Regions from separate parts of the Homo sapiens genome. Here region 2 is linked to region 1. The links are chromatin loops, found by intact Hi-C in ENCODE. Cell type or tissue: CD14-positive monocyte. All regions are shown on one strand. Each heading gives the region's core, and the rest is flanking DNA. Links, peaks and the distances in the headings are about the cores only. Region 1 overlaps DCAF5 (DDB1 and CUL4 associated factor 5). Region 2 has its middle 35 kb from the start of ACTN1-DT.

Region 1 (8,000 bases), core at 1-8,000:
ACCTGTATCACAATTAACTGGTGTTGCTGGTTAAATTCAGATACCTGGGCCCACTTCCCAGATTGAATTAGAATATTGTGGGGGACAGGGGGTGGGAATCCTGAGAATCTACATTTTTTAAAGTCCTAGATGATTTTTCATGCATCTTACACTTGAAGCCAGAATCTTTGACATCATCTTTGTATCTTGACTATGAGGGCAGACTGCTTCCAAGCTTTGCCTTCCCGGCAAACCAGATCATCCTTATCATTCTCAGCAGGAGTGGCCAGCTGTAGACCCCTGCTGATAAATTACAGTTAATGTAACTTACTTTCTGGATTTCAGGTGTCATTTCATCCCTCTGGAAGGAATAGAATTTTGTGACAAAACATGAAGTTTTCAGTGTTGGTGGCTGCTGCTCTTTAAATAGCACCCCTAAGCATTCTAGGAGTGAGATTCCTTTGTACTTTCTTTGTGTGAGAGGTCAGAGTTCCCTGCCCAGAAGCATAGGCAAGAGAAAAGTTAGTTACTATCCTGGAGCCCACAACCAAATTCCTATAGTGTGATCAGACTGCAGATGGTGGGTCAGGGAGCTTGGGTGGGGTTGGGATGGCCCACATGCCTGTCCTGGGCAGACTCCTCTACAGGCCTGACTAGAATGGGCAGAGGAAGTTCCTGTTAACAGATGGAAAGGGTGTTTGCCAGAGGCCCTAGCTTTCCTCTCAAGGATGCCTGAGCTGCTGCAAACCCCTGCTGCTATGGGTGGTGAGGCTGGCCAAGTCTCTTTCTGTTGACTCTTGTTTCCAACCCCCAACTCCTAGTCAGTCCTACAAATGCTGGTTTATTTGCACACTCCATACTGATGTTGGATTGAAAGCCTCTCATTGTTTTTGAGTTCAGTGTTTAGATAACACCACATGCCTGTCGCAGCCACAGCACCCTGTAAAGGAAATGCCTGGTCTCTAACAATCCTGTCATTCATTTTCTGTATGCAAGAGAGTGTGGCCTGTGTTTAGGACCATTATAAGGGCATTTCTCTGCAGGGATTACTACTTGGGGCCTGCAGGGATACCAGGCCCCTCCTTGATGTCTGGAATTCTAGGGAGGGTTTTCTAAGTCTTCCCTCTTTACTTTCATTCCAATCCTAAAAGGATTACAGGTTGTTTTGCCCAAGGCTTGTTTCCACACATAGCTGCACTACCAGAGCATTCCTTCCTTTGGTGAGAAGACTGCTTTGGGGGACACAGGACTGACTGGGGCTGGTGTTGGTACAGGCTGTTTTTGTGACCAAGCTAGGTTGGCAGCTGCCTTTGTACTGTGGTTTCAGGGCTTCCCTTCCCATAGGATAGGATAGCTCTTTTCTTGTCCACTTAATTTTCCCCACCATTCTCTTGGCAAAAAAAGAAAATGTGTTATCTTCCTTCAATATTAACTCTCTTCTGGTAATATATAGCTCTTTTTTCACTTGGTACAATGCGATTAAAACTTCTTTAAAATGTTTCAGATAAATCTGTTAGGCTCTAATTTAGGCATCTTGAGGCCCTTTTCAGGTCTGTGATTCTCCAGAATTTATAAACTTTTTTCTCTAAAACTACTGGGATCACTACCTATCCATGACAATAATGTCTGCATGAGACAGAGTGAGTTCTGATGTGGCACTTGTGTCTACAGTGTCCCCAACATATATACTTCACTTTCCTGCCAGTAATTCAGTGCTCCAAAAATTAACCCAACATACAAAATAAAACTTGGTTTTGACATGGACTATGAGCAGTCATCCCTCTGTAATAAAATAGTGATCTTTACTGCCTGAAAGATCACACTTACCACCCCCAACAACCTTTAAAAATTAGTACTGTATATACTTGTTAATGTTCATGGCCATCCTGGTTCACTATAATGTTGAAAGTACCTTCTGAGTCATCAAAAGAAATTATTTAGAACCATACTGTGTGAAACTTTTTAAAAAATGTGAATCTTATGAAACTGCAGAAGAATATTAGGTGAACCAGAACATAGTACTCTTTAGTGAAACTAGATAAATGAAGTTCTATATATTAACCAAAGTATATTTTAAAGCTACATATAAACTTGTGGGGAATTGTAAAGGAAAACAAGTCATTTTCCTTTTCTAATTGTTGCACTGCTTGCTCTGCATTTAAATTTAAGAATTGTCTTTAATACTTATTATCATGCTATATAGAATATAAAAATTCTTTGTGAACAGATTAAAAATTCAAAATTAAGTAATGAAATGATTATGATTGACAAATTATCGATTATAAACAAGTTTCTATTGTTCAATTTTTTGAGATGGAGTCTTGTTCTCTCACCCAGGCTGGAGTGCAGTGGCGTGACCATGGCTCACTGCAGCTTCAACCCCCTAGGCTCAAGTGGCGCTCCCTCCTCAGCCTCCTGAGCAGCTGGGACTACAGGCACATGCCACCATGCCTGGCTAATTTTTTAATTTTTTTGTAGAGACAAAGTCTCATTATGTTGCCAGGGCTGGTCTCAAACTCTTGGGCTCAAGTGATCCTCCTGCCTCAGACTCCCAAAGTGCTGGGATTAAAGGCCTGAACCACTGCACCCGGCCTATTGTTTTTACTGATGGTTCTTGTATCTCTAATATGAAGGATGACTATATTGCTTAAACACTGTCCATGACTACCCAGTTAGAGTGGATACAACCCACTTCTCAGGGTCTTGACGAGTATGCTTTTGGTTGTGCAGTTAGCTTGGGTAAAGAAAATCATTATTTTAATATGTCTCTTCTTTCAAGATGTTTTTGTTATCCTTTTCTTGTAACTTTACTGGTAATTCATCTTTTGGAGACTGAGCAAGAGAACTGACAATTGAAGTAACTTGTTTTAAAGTAACGAAGGAAGCGTTGCTACCCTCATTATTCTAGCCACTGCACAGAAATATCCTTTTGCTGAAATTCAGCTATGCAAGCTTGACAGGAGGTCATAGGCAAACATGTGTTTTTCAGACTCTTGTTTAGCCTATCTCATGCCTGATTCCTGTGCCTTGTGCCTTCCAGTTCTCTCCTGCGCTATGGTGGAAACCTGTCCCTCCAAAGTGCCATGAGTGTACGATTCAACAGCAACGGGACCCAGCTCCTGGCCCTGAGGCGACGCCTGCCCCCTGTGCTCTATGACATCCATTCCCGCCTGCCTGTGTTTCAGTTTGACAATCAGGGTTACTTCAACTCATGCACCATGAAAAGCTGCTGTTTTGCAGGAGATCGTGACCAGGTAAATGCTGTCTGCCTCCTGCATCTCACACTTATGCTTTTCTTTCTGATTGTTCTTTCTATACTGGTCTTTATTTCTCATTACCATTATGTCAGGTAGAAACAATTAAGGGGAAACAGTGAGTGCCTGGAGATGTTCTGACTTAATAATAGTGAGTTTCTTTATCAAGGCTGTCAATGGGTAAATACAAGGCACACACCATAAACCAAGGCTGGCCACGATATGGTTCTGAGCCACCTAGCTCTGCCAAGTTTGTGAACAGATTTTAAGATTCTAAGAATGTGCCATTTCAGAAGAAAGGAGAGGGAATCCATGGAAAATTAGCCTGCTGGTGAGAGAGACATTAAAAAAAAGAAACCAATAAAACACAATGATGAATGAAACACCCTAAGTACCATCCAAGAGACATGTATCTTGAATGGCCTCTTGGGATGCCATCTTTTTCTTGGATGAAATGGGGTAAGCAGCTTTGTTTGAGAGGGAGCCAGATGCTGACTCTTTTTCTTTTTACTGCCAGCATCACAACTGGAAATGGAGAGCCCAAGCTGTGAGTTTCCAGCCTTTTCTGAGTCTCACCAGGAATGGAGATGCTGATGTTGACTTAAAGCTGGCAGTTTAAGAATATACTTGGCCTTCTTGCACCTTTCTGTCTTAACCATAGAAGTTCTGAAGTGTCAGTGACCAGTTGGGCTAATCTGGGTCACCAAGCCGAGGAAAGACAAATGGGAAGAAAGACAAATCTAAGGAAAGACTGATCAAATAAACAAATAGAATTTTTTATTCTCAAGCACAACAAATCTTATTGCTATTTCACATATAGATTGGGAAAAAGAAAAACCTTAGTCTCTCGCTAATGTTTAGTGTTCTTATCTTTGGGTCAACTATGTCAAATTTTGACTTAAAATTCTTATATGCTGTACCCCACCTCTTTAGAGTTATTTTTGGCATAAAAGAAATATAAAAGAGGCATAAAAGAAAAATTTCTTTGAGAAACTGGCAAGACCTCGCTTTTTGAAGTAAAAGCTAGGATTTTTCTCCTTAGATGGGGGTTGCTAGAGGCTTCCTAATGTCATAGTTTAAGGATTAGTAGATGTAATAGGAGCCGAATAAATGCCTGTTGAATTGTCTTGCGTGTAGATAGATGAGAATGTTCTTTTAAGTTTTCTGAACTAGAGATTTCCTCTCTTATAAATAGAGACTATATATCCAAATTCAGAATTTATACTCATGTTGGAGTCTTAGGGCCTACTTAGCTGAGATCCATACTGGAGACCACTAGGTGGCCTCAGTGATGTCTCCTTGGGGTGCCCACAGTACCTGAATGACTTAATTTGTATATACCTGTATGGCACTGCAGGGAATTTGTTTCTTGGGTGGGAAGAAACAGTTTCTATAGGCGATCAGACTCTCAATAGAACAGATATACAGAATGGTTGATTTAGCTTTGTCTGGCTGTGGAAATGACAATCAAGTCTCTCCCTCTCTTCCTTTTTTCCTTCTTTCTTTGCTTTTGTTGATTTCCTATCCTTTGTCAACTTCTTATGCATGTAATTCTTGTTTTGTTGAATAATAGAGCATGCAGTGAAGGTGATATTAATAGTTTACTAGGCTTTATTTCCAGAAACCAGAGGCTGAGGGAAAGGTGATTTTCTTCAGGTTGTGTTTAGCAACAAAGCCTATCTTCATGGACCTTAGAAGACCCAGAACAAAGACCTCTAGCCAACATGTAAGCACCTAGACCATGGTTTCCCATCCTTATCATTGTTAACATTTTGGCTAGATAGTTCTTTGTTGTGTGGAGCTGTCCTATGCATTATAAGATGGTTAGCAGTATCCCTAGCCTCTTCCTACTAGAAGCCGGTAATATCATCCTAAGTTATCCTCCAGGCAACCAAAAATGTCTCCAGACATTGTCCCCTGGGGGGAAAATTGCCCCTGGTTGAGAACCTGTGATCCGGATTATAATTACCCATTTTGCTCAGATGCATTGGGGCAGGTATTGTCATAGGCAGAGCCACAGAAGGTATTTTGTGATAGTCCTAGGTATATACATCAAAGATATCATTGTTTCTGTCTTTCAGTTTATATATAATTATAAAAGTATTGAATGGCTTTTGATTTTTCTCTATTTAGATTTGACTAATTTATTATTTGTGACTTGTCCTATGGGAAGAGTTTTATGGGTATTTTATTCTCTCTGACAGACAAGACTTCTTTTTGGCTGGGGTAAGTGGTTTTCCTTGAAAGAAGATGCAAAGTCATTGAATCTAACTTTGGGTCAGTTAACAGAGTTAAAGTCTTAAAAGTCTGTTCATATTCCTGAAATAGTTAGAGGTATATAAAATACAGAGATTTATATTTGGCTTTTTTGTTGACTCCTTAGGGACTAAGAAATGTAGCTAATTCATCATTGTCTTGTCTCCAAATCCTGGCACACAGTGAGAACACAATAAAAATTTGTTGAAGTAAATCTTGAGTACGTTGGTCAATGTGTGGTATTTAGCTTTGTGGGCCTAAGTCTTCTCTAACTGTAAATCAGGATTGATAAGTATGATTTTTCCTGTTCAACTTCCAGAGGCCTGGAAGGATGGATGAATTAAATAATTCATCCAATTAGGAGGATGAATTAAATAATGGATTTATAGTGGAACTAATCTACTGAACTTATAGTTTTTTTTAAGTGTGCACAAGAAGTCAGACTTACTGTCCCAGTCCTAGAACATGTCTCAAAGGTGATTTATAGGCTCTGACTTTCCACACTCAAGGCAGCAGTTGTCACAGTTACAGTGTGACCTGCAGGACTGACATGTATATTCTTTGATGAGTCTAGACAGAATCTTTTTTTCTGCTTTCAGTTTCCATAGCCTGCCTTTTCCTTATATTGGGCTTTATATTTGACCTCATTCCTGTGTGCTCTGAGAACACCCACAGCCTGAGGCTCTGTGTTCTGGAACTTTTCATTTAGTCATAGGCTGGGTAACCATCCCAGACAGGAATCTGAGAATTTCCGTAATAGGAATGAACATGGATGAGAAAAGCAGTAAGAGATCCTATTTATCTGAGACAGTCATCTGGCTTTTAATTATGAGATTATTCAGTCCATACAGATGGACCCAGATATTCTTCAGAGTACGTGTACTTCTTTTTAAACTATCCTAGGTTCACTAGGTAATTCATTAGCCTCAAAATAAAATTAACATTTCAAGAAATTAGACTTGGGGAATAAAGTGTGAAATATCTGAACCTCCTTTGTGTCTCCCTCATGCTCATTGCCACCACTGTAGATGAATTCTAATTATAGAGCTATTAGAGATCATTTTATACAAACCTTTTCTTTCACAGATGAGTAAACTGAGTCTCAGAGAGGTCACAAGTCACAACACATACAAGTTTGTAGGCAAACCAGGGCTAGAACCCAGATTTTTGGGCTCTCAATAGAGACCCCTTTTCACTGTACAAATGATCACAACTTGTTGCGGACAGGAGCAAGACAGGCAGCAAAAATAAGTGGATTGGGCTAGGAGTAAACATTAAGGAGTGGTGGGGATTGTGGAGAGCCCACATCCCATCTAAATGGGCCAGCTTCTGTACAGCTTTAGCCCGTTGTTGTCAGGGCCTCCGATTTTTTTCAAGAGAGGACAGAAATAAAGATTTTTATGTAAGGTCTCTTGGTTTTAAAATATTACAACAAATTCATACTTTATTGTATAGATGAAACAAATCTGTGCACCATACCTATTCTGCTCTGGATCCACCAGTTTGAAACCTCTGTGCTTCATTCAGCAAGATGTTTTTTCTCATGTTTAGTGCCATGGTCTGTCACTAACTCATGGAGACAAGTTCCTTTTTCCTGCTTCCTGCTGAAGGCTTCCTAACTTCATGTCTTTTTCCTTCCTCCATCTTTTAAAATAAGAGAGCATATATTTACTGAGCATTTACTGTATGCCTGATGCTGTGATAGATACATTCACATAACATTGCCAGATGGTACCCTCTTTGAGATTTGCACTCAAAGCCCTTTATACAATCTGTCTTCCCCCCTTTTGGCTACAAATACATAGTTTGTTTCTTTCTAGTATATTATAATTATTCAAGTTTGATAACTTCTAGCATCAGATCAGGTGACAAAAGTGACATCAGGTTGGCTGGGTATCAACAGAAGCAATTAGCCTTAACTAAAGGCTTACACTTTTTTACTTTTTTTGTTTAAAGCAAGCCTACCTTCTAGTCTTGCAATATAGTGCGGACTCTGGCAGTAAAACAGCATTCCTTTCCTTGGAGGCTACCTGAGCCCAAAGGTTCTTCTTGCTTTCACTTCCTACTTGGATTTTTGTTTTGTTTTCTCCCTGAAGCCTGACTGGGTACATTCTGTCTTCTAAGCTTCATACACTTCTCTACATACTCAGTGAGCGAGTCTCTTAATAGGGTTAAAAAAGAATGCCAGTATTCTACCTGCTGGCTTTTCTGGCATGCACATATAAGACAGCACTTGGCTCTTGTTCCTTCTCTTTCACAATTCCTTAAATGGCTCTTGTCCTAGATTGTGAGTCCAATAGAATGGCTCAGGCTTCTGGTAAGCAAGTCTTTCAGTCTAGCAAGCATGTTTGCCTCGAACTGGATAGTCTGATCATTTAAAGTATTTCTTGCTTTAGTCTCATATGATGCCTGGTCTAATAGTCCCTACATCTTGCTGAAAGTAGGATGTACACAAAAGGAGAAAGTATAAGATTTTCTTGAAAAGGCTGAGCACTGGCGTACCTGAGCACT
Region 2 (17,060 bases), core at 5,494-13,493, 77 kb after region 1:
CTGGCCTGATTTGGAAATACAGCCTCAATGTGTGCTGCCAGTGTTTCTGTCAGTCTGCAAAGGATATAGGTTTCATTAAGCCAGGCTATGTGATCTGGCTTGAATAGATTATCCAAAACATCCACCCAGTGAAAGAAACCATGCTAGCTCTTTGTATATTAAAAAAACAAAAACAAAAAACAAACAAACAAACAAAAAACAACTTTCCCTCCAAAATTTCTCTTCTGTAGAATAAGAACAATGACACTCGCTCAGCCTCCCATCCAAGGCTTTTATAAAGTTCAAATTAAATTAGTGAATTGTAGAGCCCATACTAATGGAAGGATAGCCTACGCAAGCAAGGGACAGGAGCCTGGAACTTTCAGACTGGCTGGAGCACGTCACACTTTTATGTTACTAGAGTCATTCAGGGTGGGCCGGGCGCAGTGCCTTGCACCTGTAATTCCAGCACTTTGGGAGGCCGAGGCGGGCAGATGACATGAGGTCAGGAGTTTGAGACCAGCCTGGCCAACATGGTGAAACCCTGTCTCTACTTGAGACAGGGTTTTGACCTCATTTATAAACATCCTTTAATATGCTTGTGTAAATAGTTAATCCGTGTGCACATATAAAATCCAAAAGGTACAAAAGGATACACAGTAAAGATAATTATCTCCCCATCCCTGTATCATAAGTCATCAGTCCCCCACACCAGAATAAACTGAAATGATCAATTTTTGTTTTTTGAAGGGTTTTTTGTAAAAATACAAAAAATTAGCCGGGCATGGTGGTGCATGCCTGTAATTCCAGCTACTTGGGAGACTGAGGCAGGAGAATAATTTGAACGCAGAAAGCGGAGGTTGCGGTGAGCCGAGATCACACCACTGCACTCCATCCTGGGTGACAAGAGCGAAACTCTGTCTCAAAACAAAACAAAACAGAGTCAATCAGAGTGTCCTCATTGGTCCCAGGTCTGGATGTGGTTGAGATAAAGCATACTGATTTGTGGAGTCTCTCATGATTTCTGAACCGTCAAAATCCTACTTGTCTTTCCAATCCCAGCGTGGGTGTCACCTGTTCTGAGAGGCTTTCCCTGGTTCCTTTCCCTGTGCAGATCCCCCACCCCACCCCAGATGTGCTCTTTGCCTCTTCAGGGCCTCCAGCATCTCCTACTTAGATCTCTCTGTGCTTCAGGAGGGCTTTCCCTTGCTTGCTGACCTGTTGCAAGGTGGCCTCCTGTGGTAGAGTGAGCAAGGCTTGGATTGTGACTTCCCTACCCACTGGCTATGTGACCTGCACAAGCATTAAACCTCTCTAAACCTCAGTTTTCTAATCCACAGATTTTGGTTAATAACGTTTACCCCCCAGGAAACAGTTCTTAAACTTCCACCTCTTAGGACCCCTTTATTCTCTGAACAATTAAGGACCACAAAGAGTTTTTGTTTATGCCGGTTATATCCATGTATTATCCATATATTTACTATATTAGAAACATAACTGAGAAATTAAAACATATTTATTTATTTGTTTAAAAATCACAATAGGAAACCCATTACATGTTGACATAACTGTTTGTTTGTTTGTTTGAGACAGGGTCTACTCTGTAGGATCAGGTTGGAGTGCAGAGGCATGATTTCGGCTCACTGTAACCTCTGCTTCCCGGGCTAATGTGATCCTCCCACCTCAGCCTCCCAAGTAGCTGGGACTACAGGCACACACCATCACACCTGGCTAATTTTTGTATTTTTCATAGAGACAGGGTTTCACCATGTTGCCAAGGCAGGTATTGAACTCCTGAGCTCAAGTGATCCACCCGCCTCAGCCTCCCAAAGTGCTAGGATTACAGGTGTGAGCCACCACGCCCAACAACATAGTTATTTTTAATTTGTTTCTTTTCTTTTTGTAGAGATGGGGTTTCACTATGCTGTCCAGGCTGGTTTTAAACGCCTGGCCTCAAGCAATCCTCCCACATCAGCCTCCCAAAGTGCTAGGATTACAGGCATGAGCCACCACACCTGGCCTATTTTTAATTTTTAAGGTGTTATTTAGCCAGGCGTGGTGGCTCACGCCTGTAATCCTAGCACTTTGGGAGGCCGAGGCAGGCGGATTGCCTGAGCTCAGGAGTTTGAGATCAGCCTGGGCAACATGGTGAAACCCCGTCTCTACTAACAAAAAAAAATAATACAAAAAATTAGCTGGGCGTGGTGGCGGGCGCCTGTAGTCCTAGCTACTCAGGAGGCTGAGGCAGGAGTATTGCTTGCACCCAGAAGGCAGAGGTTGCAGTGAGATGAAATTGCGCCACTGCACTCCAGCCTGGGCAACAGAGCGAGACTCTGTCTCCACAAATAAATAAATAGTTATTTCTATTTTCCCAAACAAAAATATTTACCAAGAAGAATATTCCTTTACATTTTTGCAAATTTCTTTAATAGGAGATAGCTTCTCACATTTGTTCTACATTCTCACATTTGTTCTACATTCAATCTGTTGAGATATGTACTTTTAATTGAAGTATATGAAGAAAATACAACCCCATGCAAATGTACAGTTGGGAAGAGTATTTTAGTAGTTTTCTCAAATTATTATAGATACTCTTTGGCCCTACACCAAAAGTCAGTAAGTGGCAGTTTTTTAGAGTCAGTTGCCATACGAAATCTGCACCTATGTCAATAAATTTTCCATACTCTGTTACATTAAATTCCATGGGTCTGGCCAGGCACAGTGGCTCACACTTGTAGTAATCCCACCACTTTGGGAGGCCGGGGTGGGTGGATCCCTTGAGGTCAGGGGTTTGAGACCAGCCCGACCAACATGGTGAAACCCTGTCTCTACTAAAAATAAAAATAAAAAAATTAGCCAAGCATGGTGGTATGCGCCTGTAATCCCAGCTGCTTGGGAGGCTGAGGCAGGAGAATTGCTTGAACCCAGGAGGCAGAGGTTGCAGTGAGCTGAGATCACACCATTGCACTCCAGCCTGGGCAACAAAAGCAAAACTCTGTCTCAAAAAACATAAAAAATAGGCCTGGCATGGTGGCTCATGCCTGTAATCCTAGCACTTTGGGAGGCTGAGGTGGGTGGATCACGAGGTCAGGAGATCGAGACCATCCTGGCTAACACGGTGAAACCCCATCTCTACTAAACAAAATTAAAAAAAAAAAAAAAATTAGCCGGGCGTGGTGGCGGGCGCCTGTAGTCCCAGCTACTTGGGAGGCTGAGGCAGGAAAATGGCGTGAACCCGGGAGGCAGAGCTTGTAGTGAGCCTAGATTGCACCACTGCCCTCCAGCCTGGGCGACCGAACAAGACTTGGTCTCAAAAAAAAAAAAAAAAAGATAAAAAATAAAAATAAAATCTACTTTAAGTGGATCTTTTACCTATGCATGATTTTGTAACTTTTTACATTAGGCATTTGGGAAGTATTGATTTACTGAATATGCCAGTTTTCCAAAAGTTGATACATTTTATTCTCAACACAGAATAATCATATGGCTAATATTACCACCAATCTCATCAGAAAAGTCTGTCAGTACCAGGAAGCTGTCAGGCTCAACATGGTAGACACAAGTTTTCCCAAATTCTAATTTTCACTTGAAAACTCAAATTTTTCAGCTGGATACAAAAACAGAAAAAAAGAAAACTCATATTTTATTATTGGCAATAAATACTGTCAGTTGTTTTTCTTGAAGTGGCAGTCTCATTTGTTTATTTTTGAGAAAATGTCTATCCAGTATTCAAATCTGATTGATTAACCATAGTTTGTCTGCAGGCATTCTTTCAAGTAAAAATGATGTTCCATGAGAAAAGTGACTAATTTAGCTTGCAACTCAAACAATCATACATCATACAAAAGTACACGTACTCTTTCTTTTTCTTTCTTTCTTTCTTTTTTTTGAGACTGGGTCTCACTCTGTCACCCAAGCTGGGATACAGTGATGGGATTTTGGATCATTGCAACCTCTGCTTCCCAGGCTCGAGCAATCCTCCCACCTCAGCCTCTGGAGTAGCTGGGACAACGGTCATGCACCAACATGCTTGGCTACTTTTTGTATCTTTTTATATGTTGCCCAGGCCAGTCTCCAACTCCTGGACTCAAGCGATCTGCCCAACTCAGCCTCCCAAAGTGCTGGGGTTTCAGGCATGAGCCACCGCACCCAGCTCACAAGTACTTTCTCTTAAGACAACTATTGTACTTTAGAATTTGCTAGAAGTGCTTTCTGTGTATTTCTCACTTTTTTGCACAGAATGGTAAAAAGACATGGACTCAGGTGGAGATTTAATAAGATTAATAATTTTTACTGCTTTCCTAATAACATTTTTAGTGAAATGAATATTTTTCCTGCAAGTGTGGTGAAGAATGCAGCGATCATTAGTACAGTTTGGTGCCACTGCCTTGATTTCTGCTCAGTCACCAGCAGTCCTACCCACTGGCTTAGTCCATTTTTTGTTGCTATCAAACAATACTTGAGACTGAGTAATGTATAAAGAAAAGAAATTCATTTCTTAAAAGGGAGGCTGGGAAGTCAAGATTGAGAGTCCTGAATCTGCTGAGGACCTTCTTGCTGTGTCATCCCATGGCAGAAGGTGGAAGGGCAAGAAAGCACATGAGACAGAGAAAGGAAGGGCGCTGGACTCATGCCTTTATGAGGAGCCTGCTCCCACCATAACTAGCCCACCCTCGCCATAACCTCTTAAGGATCCCAACTCTTAATACTGTCACAATTGCAATTAAATTTCAACATGAGTTTTGGAGGACATGTTCAAACCATAACACCTACCATTGCTCTTGCACCATCAGTGCAAATGTCAGTACAGTGAAAAAGGTAAATAAATCTCAGTATTATAATGAAACTAGTTTTGGCCTTGTGGATCCCCTGAAAGGATCTTGGGGACCGTCGGGGTCAGCAATCTATACTTCAAGAATCACTGCCTATACAGTTACTGTGAGAATTAGATAAAATAATGTATGTAAAGCAGTTGGCATGGTACCTAGAATATTCTAAGTGCTTAATAAGTTCTAGCAACTCCATTTATTCTTCAAAATGATTTCACATATTTCATTTCCCGGTGACTTCTATGTCCTCACCACATCTAGCCCAAACTGCCTTTGTAGAATGAACTTTATACTTTTCTCTGAGCTTCTCAAAAGAAGGGCATGTATTCATAACAGAGGCCTGCCTAGTAACCAACTTATTTAAATGAATATATGAACTAGTCAAGGCAAATGTGCCAAATTCCATTTTACGGATAAAAAATGCTGTATGTCTGAGACTGCCTGACTTTTCAGTTGTAAGGTCAATGCTGTGGGCGGTGGGTGGGGTGGGGTGGAGAGGCAGGGGAGGGTTAGGGGGATGGGGTGGAGAGGCAGGGGAGGGTTAGCGGGGGTGGGGTGGAGAGGCAGGGGAGGGTTGGGGGTGGGGTGGAGAGGCAGGGGAGGGTTGTGGGGGTGGGGTGGAGAGGCAGGGGAGGTTTGCGGGGGTGGGGTAGAGAGGCAGGGGAGGGTTAGGGGTTGGGGTGGAGAGGCAGGGGAGGGTTGGGGGGGTGGGGTGGAGAGGCAGGGGAGGATTAGGCCCAAAGTGGGCATTATTGATTCTTGCATTCTATGAACATGCTGTATCATCCTTCCATTTACTTAGGTCTTTAATTTCTCTCGGCAATGTGTATACAGGTCTTGCTCGTCTTTCATTTAAATCATTTCTAGGCACTTCATGTGATTTTCAATAGATTGAAAGAATCAATATTATAAATATATCAATGTTCCTTAAATTCAATGCAATCCCTAATCAAAATCCCATCAAAACAAGCTAATTCTATTTATTTATTTATTATATTTATTTATTTATTTATTATTATTATTATTTTTATTTGAGACGGAGTTTCGCTCTTGTTGCCCAGGCTGCAGAGCAATGGCGTGATCTCAGCTCACAGAAACCTCCGCCTCCCAGGTTCAAGCGATTCTCCTGCCTCAGCGTCCCGAGTAGCTGGGATTACAGGCATGAGCCACCACGTCCAGCTAATTTTGTATTTTTAGTAGAGACGGGATTTCTCCATGTTGGTCAGGCTGGTCTCAAACGCCCAACCTCAGGTGATCTGCCCGTCTCGGCCTCCCGAAGTGCTGGGATTACAGGTGTGAGCCACCGTGCCTGGCCAAAACAAGCTAATTCTAAAATGCATAAAGGAATGCAAAGGGGCCGGGTATGGTGGCTCACGTTTGTAATCCCAATGCTTTGTGAGGCCAAAGTGAGTGGATCACTTAAGCCCAGGAGTTCAAGCCCAGCCTGGGCAACATGGCAAAACCCTGTCTCTATACAAAAATACAGAAAAAAAAAAAAAAAAAAAAAAAAAGCCAAGCATGATGGCATGTGCCTGTGGTCTGAGCTACTTACTTAGCTACTTGGTAGGCTGAGAAGGGAAGATAGTTTGAGGCTGGGAGGTTGAGGCTGCAGTGAGCCGTGATCGCACTCCATTCCACTCCAGCCTGGGCAACAGAGTTAGACCCTGTCTCAAAAACAAAAAAAACAAAAAAACAAAAAAAAGGATCTAGGGTAGCCAAAATAATCTTGGAAAAGAAGAAAAAATGTCAGGACTTACACTACCTGATTTGAAGACAATAAAACTATGATAATGAAGACAGTGTGGTACTGGGAAAGGATAAACAATGACATCAATGGGACAGGAGAGTTCAAAAACAGCACACAAAATACAATCCACTGATTTTGATGAGGATATCAAGGCAATTCAATGGGTAAAGGGCCGTTACATCAATACATTGTGCTGGAACAAGTAGTTATTCATATAGAAGAAATGAATCTTGACTTTCATCTCATACCATACACAACAATTAATTCAATTTTTTTATACACCTACACATGAAAGCTAAAACTCTAAAGCCTCTAAAAGAAAACATTAGAGACTATCTTCACAAACTTGGAGTAAGCAAAGACTGTTAAGGTAGGGACAGAAAGCTAAATAAGCACAAAAGAAAATTTCCCTCTGCTCCCAGAATCTCCCTCTGGGCTGGCAGCCCCTCCTGCACCTCCGGGTGCTAATACTTGTCCCTGATGCTCCATGCAGAGCCCCCAGCCCTGCACTCCCATCACCATGGGCTTCTGAAAGCTGAGGGTCATTGGGTAGCATTTTCACAACTTTTGCCACGATTTATTCAACATTTCCCTTTAAAGCATCTCCTTTTTTTATATATATTTATTATTTATTATTTTTTTTTTGAGATGGAGTCTCGCTGTGTCACCCAGGCTGGAGTGCAGTGGCACAATCTTGGCTCACTGCAACCTCCACCTCCCAGGTTCAAGTGATTCTCCTGCCTCAGCCTCCCAAGCATCTGGGACTACAGGCGCACGCAACCACGCCCAGCTAATTTTTGTATTTTTAGTAGAGAGGGGGTTTCACCATGCTGACCAGGATGGTCTCGATCTCTTGACCTCATGATCCACCTGCCTCAGCCTCCCAAAGTGCTGGGATTACAGGCATGAGCCACTGTGCCCAGCCTATTTATTTATTTTTGAGACAGAGTTTCACTTTTGTTGCCCAGGCTGGAGTGCAATGGTATGATCTCGGCTCACTGTAACCTCTGCCTCCTGGGTTCAAGCAGTTCTCCTGCCTCAGCCTCCCAAGTAGCTGAGATTACAGGCACACGCCACCACACCCAGCTAGTTTTTGTATTTTTAGTAGAGATGGGGTTTCACCATGTTGGTCAGGCTGGTCTCGAACTCCTGACCTCAGGTGATCCACCTGCCTCGGCCTCCCAAAGTGTAAAGCGTATCCTTTTCACTTACGTCTTGTCCTATCTATTTTAGCCCTGTCCTAAATAATCACTGCTGTGAAATTCCTAGTTTGATAGGTTTGTCATTTTTCTCCACTGCGTATTAGAATAAATTGTAACCGTAAATGTTTAAAATGTGTGAACAACCTAAAATGCTTTCATGTACTGCACTTAGGGTTTTTCCATGTTCTTGTGTAGGAATGTGTGTGAGCATGTCTGTGTGGGGGTGAGTGTGGGTATGGGGGTGAGTGTGGGTGTGGAGGTGTGAGTGGTGAGCATGTATGTGAGTGTCTGGGAATGTGCAAGTGTGTGTGCCTGAGTGTGTGGTGTGTGAGTGTAGTGTGGGATGGGGCTGGAGGAAGTCTAGGCTGACTACACAATGATGAGTCCTCGTCTGGGTGACCCACAATTCCCGGCAATGAGCCACATTCACCAGGAACCAGGCAGGGCAGAGGAAAGGCGTGTGGGGCAGAGGCCCCCACCCCCTTTTCTGCTCATTGCCCACAGGCCCTCAGAGGAGAGAAGGCTCTGTCAGTGGCCCAGGGAGTACCTGGTTACGGCCCGGCAGCCTGGTAACCATCACCAGGGACTAGGAGTACTTCTGGGAGCAGCAGGCGGGGGCAGATCCTTCACTGCTATATTTACAGGTCTGGATTTAGCACAGGACCTTGAGGCGAGGGACTGAGATCCAAAGTGTTCAATATGTTCTTCCCCCGGCAACCTTGTGCAAGGGGTATTTTTATAGGAGCTCAGAGAAGCCAGGAAAGTTCCTCAAGGCCCCACAGCTACGACATTCGGAGTGAGAGGAGGACCCAGGCCTTCTAATTCTAAGGTCAAAGCCTTTTCCAACATAGCAAGGAAGTACGGCACCTCCCAAAAGCACTGTGCCACCTGCTGCCCAGGTGTGAGAACCCAGGAAGGCGTGCCAAGTGCCACCCAATTTCATTGGTTCTTCTTGTACAGGTCTGCCTCAGTGGTCTCAGCTGAGTGGTTCTTGCGCCCATCTCCATGACCAACTGCTCAGCCAGAAACGGCTGGCCTCCCAGGCACAGGAGACCCATGAGCAGGGGTGATATTCCACAGAGCACCTGGCCTGCAAGGGCACTGACTGAACAGAACTAACTTCAGCTTGAGGAATGGGGGCAGGGTCCTGGAGGCGGGGCGGAGGGTGGTTCCTGAGGAGGCATCACAGCAGCCAGTGCACTGGGGACACTTGTGGGGCCTCAGGACGGTGGCTACTGACCAACCAGGAAGGAAGCACTTGCATATGTAAACAATCCATATTGCATACCCACACACTGTGGCTGCATGCCAGCCTTGCTCAAGAGGGCTCCTGTGTATTCACTCTTCTCAGAGGCAGAAGATGAGGAAGCTCCTTTCTCTGTCCCTCCCTCTTTTGCATTATGTGAACTGGGCCCCTTAGTGCCAGGCACAATACTGAAGATAAGAAGATAATAAAATCCAGAGCCCTGCCTGCCCCCAAGGAGCTCGGGCCTGTTTTCCCAGGAGATGTCCTCTCGATAATCTGGCCCCAGTGCTAGGCTGTCGAGGGGCCAGGTTGGTTAGTGCTGGTCAAGGGGCACACAGAGAACCCAGACCTAGTCCTGCATGCAGGCCCCCCACAGTCTTGTTTTGGGCCTCATAGTGGAAAATATACATAGGAACTAATAAGGCTAAAGAGGCTTCACATTAAAGAGAGCGGGATACATCCTGCAGCATGCAGGACCATCGCCAGCTCCGACCAGAGTGTTATTTGGGAGCCCGAGACTCCTGCATAAGGACCTGCCTTCATCTCACTTAGCCATTCCAAATGTTACTGAACACGAAATCACTCTAGGGGGGGTCATGGTTAGAGGTTTATTTTAATATATAATGGAGGCCGAGCATGGTGGCTCATGCCTGTAACCCCAGCAGTTTGGGAGGGTGAGGCAGGTGGATGACTTGAGGTCAGGAGTTCAAGACCAGCCTGGCCAACATGATGGAACCCCGTCTCTATTAAAAATACAAAAATTAGCTGGGCATGGTGGCAGGTGCCTGTGATTCCAGCTACTTGGGAGGCTGAGGCAGGAGAATCGCTTGAACCCAGGAGGTGGAGGATACGGTGAGCTAAGATCATGCCACTGCACTCCAGCCTGGGCAACAGAGTGAGTGAGACTCCATCTCAAAAAAAAAATACATATATATGTGTGTGTGTGTGTGTGTGTGTGTGTGTGTGTGTGTGTGTGTGTATGTATGTATGCATGTAATGGAGACAAACCTGTCAACTAGGAGCTTCACACCACTCTCATAGCAGCTGCTGCCCCCCACACTTGCTTATTCCATCTTTGGGTCTTTCTGCTCAGAACTCAGAGTCCCAGGGGAGGAAGCTGGAATGACAGCCCCAGCAAGACTGTGCACAAGGAGAGAAGGATTCCCCCTAAAAATCAAAGCTGGGCCCTGCTTTCAAAGGAAGGGCAGAATATAAGCTGGACCAACAAATAACAGCAAATATTCCACTGGTTTAGGAGGGAGGTGGGTGGTGCTGGGACAGGGCATGGACTTGGGGCCAAGGAGACATGGGTTAGAACCCGAGCCCTGGCACGGCTGGCACTGTGGACATACCCCACTTAAAACCCCACCAGGCTTCCACTTGCTCCTGGGGAAAAGCCTCCAATTCTTTCAAGGCTCTGCATGCTCTACCTCCAGACTCATTGCCTGGACATGAGCCATTACTTCTCTCTACAGAGCTTTCCCCCTTCCCTTCCTCTGTGTATACTTAACACCTCCTCAGCCTTCAGGCCTCACTCACAGCCTCATCAGCCTGGTTGCCTAAATATATATATGAAGAGAGAGAGATTGAGATTTTGATTTTAAGGAATTGGCTCATGTGATTGTGGGGGCTGGCAAGTCCCAAATCTATTGGGCAGGTCGGCAGACTGGAAATTCAGCTAAGAGTGAAGTTGCAATCTTGAGCTCAAAATCCACAGGGCAGCAGGCTGGAAACCCAGGCAAGGGTTTGATGTTGCAATCTTGAGGCAGAATTTCTTCTGAAACCTCAGCCTGTGTTCTTAAGCCCTTCAACTGATTGAATGAGGCCCACCCACATCATGGAGGGTAATCTGCTTTACTGAAAGCCTACTGACTGTAAAAGTTAACCACATATAGCCCAGGCACGATGGCTCACACCTGTAATCCCAGCACTTTGGGAGGCTGAGGCAGGCAGATCACTTGAGGTCACGAGTTCAAGACCAGCCTGGCCAACATGGTAAAACTCTGTCTCTACTGAAAATACAAAAATTAGCTGGGCATGGTGGCACATGCCTGTAGTCCCAGCTACTCGGGAGGCTGAGGCAGGAGGATCACCTGAACCTGGGAGGCGGAGGTTATAGTGAGAAGAGATTCTACCACTGCACTCCAGCCTGGGTGACAGAGCTAGACTCCTCAAAAAAAAAAAAAAAAATTTAACCGCATATAAAGAATACCTTCATAGCACCATCTAGGCTAGTATTTGACCGAACCACTAGGCTAGTATTTGACCAAACCACTAGGTACCACAGTCTAGCCAAGGTGACAGGTAGAACTAACCATCACACCTTCCCTGGCTTCTGGGGAAGATGGGCACCTCATCTGCTCCCCCGTCCTTACTTACATGCTATTCTGGGGGCTGTGTTCCCTTCTTCATAGAACTATGGCACTTTGTACTATTTATCTGTTTATCTTTGTTGTTCTCCCGATTTTCCACTGAGCTTCCATTAAAATAATTAAGTAGAAGGTCATTAGACTGAGGTGGTTTTAAAGTCCTAGGTTCTTATGTAAGTAAACTGAATCCTAATTCAAAATTAAAGAGAAAATTGGCCCAGTGCAGTGGCTCACACCTACACCTTGGGAGGCTGAGGTGGGTGGATCACTTGAGCTCAGGAGTTTGAGACCAGCCTGGGCAACATGGTAGAACCCCACCTCTACCAAAAATACAAAAATTAGCTGGGCATGGTGGTGCATGCCTGTGGTTCCAGCCATTTGGGGGGCTGAGGCAGGAGGGTCGCTGGAGTCCAGGAAGTCAAGGCTACAGTAAGCCACGATCTCACCACTGCACTCCAGCCTGGGTAACAGAGTGAGACCCTTACTCAAAAAATAAAATAATGAAAATGTTTAAAAAGATAAAAAAAATTAAAAATAAAATAAAACCGTCCAGGTGTGGTGGCTCACACCTATAATTCCAGCACTTTGGGAGTCTGAGGCAGGCAGATGGTTGAGCCCAGGAGTTCAAGATCAGCCTGGGTAACATGGCAAAACCCTGGCTCTACAAAAAATAAAAAAAATTACCCAGGCATGGTGGTGTGCACCTGTAGTCCCAGCTACTCAGAAGGCTGAGGTGGGAGGATCACTTGAGCCCAAGAGGCGAAGGTTGCAGTGAGCTGTGATCGTGCCACTGCACTCTAGCCTGGGTAACAGAGTGAGATCCTGTCTCAAAAACCAAACAAAACAAAACAAAAAAAAAGAAAAGAACAAGAAAATGAAACTTAAGTTCAGCCAATCACAGGTGGCCAACTGGGTGTATATTATATCATCTCGAAATTCCCATAGGATAGTCTGAATAAGGCAATTGCTCAAACATTAACCAGTCAAATAATTTTTTTGCTCTCTTCTGCATTCACCCTATAAAAGCCTTCCCCTTGTACCCCATTGGCAGAGCCCCAAGCCTGCTTTGAAGTCTCTGTTTTAGGGCTGGGTGCAGTGACTCATGCCTGTAATCCCAGCACTTTGGGAGGCTGAGGCAGGCAGATCACCTGAGGTCAGGAGTTTGAAACCAGCTTGGTTAACATGCTGAAACCCTGTCTCTACCAAAAATACAAAAATTGGCCAGGTGTGGTGGCTGGCGCCTGCAATCCCAGCTACTTGGGAGGCTGAGGCATGAGAATCACTTGAACTTGGGAGGTGGAGGTTGCAGTGAGCTGAGATTGTTCCACTGCACTGCAGCCTGGGCAACAGAGGGAGACTTCATCTCAAACAAACAAACAAACAAAAAAAGTCTATTTTAAAATCACCCTATAAAACCCTCTGTTTTAGAGATGCCCAATTCATGAGTTGCTATTTGCTCAAATAAACTCTTTAACATTTTAATGTGCTTCAGTTTACCTTTTAACATTCCTAAGGTGTGAATTTGTGTTATGTATTCTTAAGTCTTCAGATGCTTATTTAAACTGAAGATTTAGGTGTTTCTTTAGTTTTGATCAATTCTCAGCCATTTTCTCTTTAAATATTGCTCCTTCCTCATTTCTTCTTTGATCTCATTTTTCCCTCTATGTCTCTTAGCCACAATTGCTTCCATACTGTTCTTGCTGTGCTGCTGAGAGGGTGATTTTTTTCAGAGGCATCACCCAGTTTGCTAAGCGTGTCTTTAGCTCCATCTTGTTCTGCTGTTTAATCCATTAATTTTAATAAATAATCCTTTTTTTTTTTTTTTTTTGAGACGGAGTCTTGCTCTTGTCGCCTGGGCTGGAGTACAATGGGGCAATCTTGGCTCACCGCAACCTCCGCCTCCCGGGTTCAAGCAATTCTCCTGCCTCAGCCTCCAGAGTAGCTGGGATTACCATGCCTGGCTAATTTTTTTGTATTTTTTTAGTAGAGAGGGGTTTCACCATGTTGGCCAGGCTGGTTTCAAATTCCTGACCTCAAGTGATCTGCCCACCTTGGCCTCCCAAAGTGCTGGGTAAAATTACAGTCATGAGCTACTGCACCCAGCCCTAAATAATTTTTAAAGCTGTATTTTTCATTTCTAGAACTTTGTTTGATTTGTTTCCCAACATTTTTTAATATTATCTTGTTTCTTATTATTATTTCTTTTCTATTTAAAAATTCTCTAGAATTATTTAACCTATTTATTTTATAACTTCAGGTTTCTCTACTACTCCTGCTTCTTAGGGGATGAATTCTGATTGGTTTGGTTTGGTTTGGCTTTGGTTTTGTATTTACTGATTATCTCTTATGGTGGTTTGTTTCCCTGTGTGATTTGTAATTTTCAATTGGGAAACTCATTTCCAGTGGAAGGTTGTTTTTGCTGTGGAATGCCTGTGAGGCTGGGTTGTGAAAATGTACAGAGTACCTTGGGTTTTGCTTCTGTCAGGGCCCTAGGTTCTGGACTAACTTTTTTTTTTTTTTTTTTTTTTTTTTTTTTGAGACAGAGTCTCCGGTCATCCAGGCCAGAGTGCAGTGGCATGGTCTTGGCTCACTGCAACCTCCACCTCCTGGGTGAGGTTGATTCTCCTTGCCTCAGCCTCCCGAGTAACTGGGATTACAGGGGCACACCACTACCTTTGGCTAATTTTTGTACTTTTAGTAGAAAAGGGGTTTCACCATGTTGGCCAGACTGATCTCGAACTTCTGGCCTTAAATGATCCGCCTGCCTCAGCTACCCGAAGTGCTGGGATTACAGGCGTAAGCCACCGCACCCGGCCTCTGGACTAACTTTTAGATTAACTTTTTGGCATAGGAATCCTGGGACCAGTGGCATGCCAAAGCAGGGGATGAGGCGGGAGCAGTCCATCTCTCTCCTCCAAGTGAGGGAGGCCTGGCCTTTCCATCTTTCACGTGAACTTTTCTCCCACCCAAGACTTCTACAGTGAGAAAACTGTTGCTCCTTCTGCAGGCCCAGTTGGTAGTTTTTCCAGCCTTTCTTTTCTGTGACTGGGATACTCCTCAAGGCTCCAAGCTGTATTCAGCTGGATCAGTTCCAACTCTCCTGCCTCAAACAGCCTGGGGCTGCCTCCTGTTTTTGAAGGGGCTTTAGAACTCTGGGCTCTAGGCCTTAGGGCCTATATCTAGTCAAAACCTCACAAACCGGAGGCTTAGCTCTCACTCCATTTTCTGGCTTTGAGTTCTTGGAACTATTTCTGGAATCTGGGGTTTTCCTTTCTCTTGAGCTCAGCTTTGTATGTTCAAGTGTTTTTCTTGTATTTTATACAGCATTTTTATAGTAATGAGAGAGGGGCTGTCTGAAACAGTGCAATCTGGCATGTTGCCAAAAACCTTCTGCTGCATTGACCTGTGATTATTCAAGGAATATAGTCCTCTCCACTAGACCATAAACCCCATGAGGCAGGGGCTTTGTTGACTTTGCTGAATTCCCAGCTTCTAAAAAGGACCAAGCACATGGCAAGGGATATATATATATATATATATATATATATATATATATATATATATAGACAGTGTCTCACTATGTTGCCCAAGCTGGTCTCGAACTGCTGGGCTCAACTGATCCTCTTGCCTTGGCCTCCAAAGTGCTGGGATTACAGATGTGAGCCGCTGCACCTGGCCCCTCAATAAATATTTTTGAATAATGAACAAAGATACTCCCTCTAGGGGCATTAATACCTAAATCTTAGGGATGTTGGGAGAATTTAACAAGAGAATATGTAATATGCTTGCTATATGGTGGCAACTCAGGAAAGGTAGCCATCACCATAATTTGTCTGTTAAGGCAAAAGCTTGAATGATAGTTTCCCTGCAATTCAGCTCCCACCCTCACCTCAGACAGTAGTCCTGGCCCAGGATGGCAGGCAGGTTCTGTGGGTGTGGCCTCTTGCCACTTCCCAAAGTACCAGGTCAGCCCTTCCACCAGAACAGCCACAGCACTGTGGTTTTATTTTTATTTTTTTGAGATGAAGTCTTGCTCCGATACCCAGGCTGGAGTGCAGTGGCTCAATCTTGGCTCACTGCAACCTCTGCCTCCTAGGTTCAAGTGATTCTCCTGCCTTAGCCTCTAGAGTAGCTGGGATTACAGGCACCTGTAACCACATCTGGCTAATTTTTGTATTTTTAGTAGAGACAGGGTTTCACTATGTTGGCCAGGCTGGTCTCGAACTCCTGACTTCAGGTGATCCGCCCGCTTTGGCCGCCTCCCAAAGTGCTGGAATTATAGGTGTGAGGCACCGCGCCTGGCCTGGAAACAGAATTTGAACACTGATTTGTGTGTGTGTGTGTGTGTGTGTGTGTGTGTTGTAATATCTCCTTGGACATATTAGAAGGATAACCCATTAAGGACTATAATAATAATATATATTAAATGCCTATTGTGTCGGACACCCTCTTTAGTTTAATGCTATTCATTAACTGCTAGGTGGGTACCATCCCCCACTTTGTAAATGAGGAAATTGAGTCTGAGTGATCGTAAGTAACTTACCCAAGGTCCTGTAGCTGATAGGTCAAGGGCTAAACTCCTCTAACTCCCAAGCCCAGTCTCCTGCTGCCAAAGGATTTTCTTTCCTGTGAATGAGAAATTCTCTTGGAGCCCTGGTTCCCAACTTTGACTGCTTGCTGGACTCTCCTGGGAAGCTTTACAAAATCCTGATGCTTGAGTCCTACCCCCAGAGATTTTTATTTAATGGGAAATCAGGATTTTCTGAAGTTCCCTAGGTGATTTTAACAGGCATCCAAGGCTGAGCGCCACTGGCTTAGTGGGTTCCAAATCCCACATCCACCAAGGTCCTTGACTGTAAATGTCACCTGGCCTGACCATCCCCACGACTGGAAAGAAGACCAGAAAAGTCCAGGACAGGAGCCCACCTCAAAGTCCAAGGTCCGTAACTGGTGCCTGTAACTGCTTGCCCAGAGCCAAACTGGGAAATAGGCACCAATAATAGTAACAACATAATGGTGACAATAATGATAGCCAGGGTTCAAACAGTATTTCAATAATGTACTTATTGTGACGTAGCAGGCGCCTTGCGTACTTTACCTCATTTGTTTCTCACAGCAATGCTATGAGTGAGGTGCAATGAATCTCTCCATTTACAGATGAGAACACTGAGGCACAGGCAGGTGAAGTGGCCAGCCCAGGGCCACTCAGCGAGGCTGGGCAGGTTGTGTTCTGGACCACTGGCTTTTCTATGCTGCCTCTCCAACCCCGGGCTGCCTCTAACTTTGCAGTCCCTGGGTCCCCTCAGAACTCTCCCGCTACTCACAGCCCTAGCACTTGATTTGCTGAGGGCCTGCCCCGAACTGGGGAGGTGGGGGTGAGCAATAAATGTGGATAAGGGGCCTGGCCTGGCCCCTCCACTGGATCTCACAGTCTGGCAGGGGTGATAAGGCCAGAGTAGGTGGAATGAGACACAGAGGATGGGTGGAGGGCGGAGGTGGTGGGATTCACCCTCAGCCACCAATTGATGGAGAGATCCTAACCCTTGGTCAGCAGGCTTCTAAGACACCCCTGCCACCGTATCCCTTGAGGCCAATGCCTGAGGCTGGATCCCTGAGCCCTCTTTCTGCCCCCGCACAGTTCCTGGAGGAGGACCATGTCATGGTTAGGACACACGTGGGTTCAAGACC

The links. A loop is a pair of places that touch in the nucleus more often than their neighbours do. Peaks named below come from ENCODE experiments on the same cell type or tissue, not always from the same donor. Only the 100,000 strongest peaks of a DNase experiment are listed, where the experiment ranks them.
Region 2: it touches region 1 in a loop (2.0-fold over the local background); 7 of 110 quality-filtered maps call a loop at or near these places.

The regions. Positions count from the first base shown.
Region 1 is chr14:69,086,907-69,094,906 of GRCh38, reverse strand. DCAF5 (DDB1 and CUL4 associated factor 5) reads left to right here. Exons shown (of 9, transcript NM_003861.3): 6 at 3,020-3,233. Among named protein-coding and RNA genes, the nearest start is that of DCAF5, 62 kb to the left of the region's middle. RefSeq lists a silencer at 741-1,035. In CD14-positive monocyte, for the core only: CTCF peaks have their summits at 4,339 and 4,559 (motif pointing right); no DNase peak of the experiment used is centred there.
Region 2 is chr14:69,006,170-69,023,229 of GRCh38, reverse strand. It overlaps the pseudogene RPS29P1. Among named protein-coding and RNA genes, the nearest start is that of ACTN1-DT, 35 kb to the right of the region's middle. RefSeq lists an enhancer at 8,034-8,996. In CD14-positive monocyte, for the core only: no CTCF peak of the experiment used is centred there; a DNase peak (open chromatin) is centred at 9,049; H3K4me3 peaks cover 1,233 bases; H3K27ac peaks cover 3,784 bases.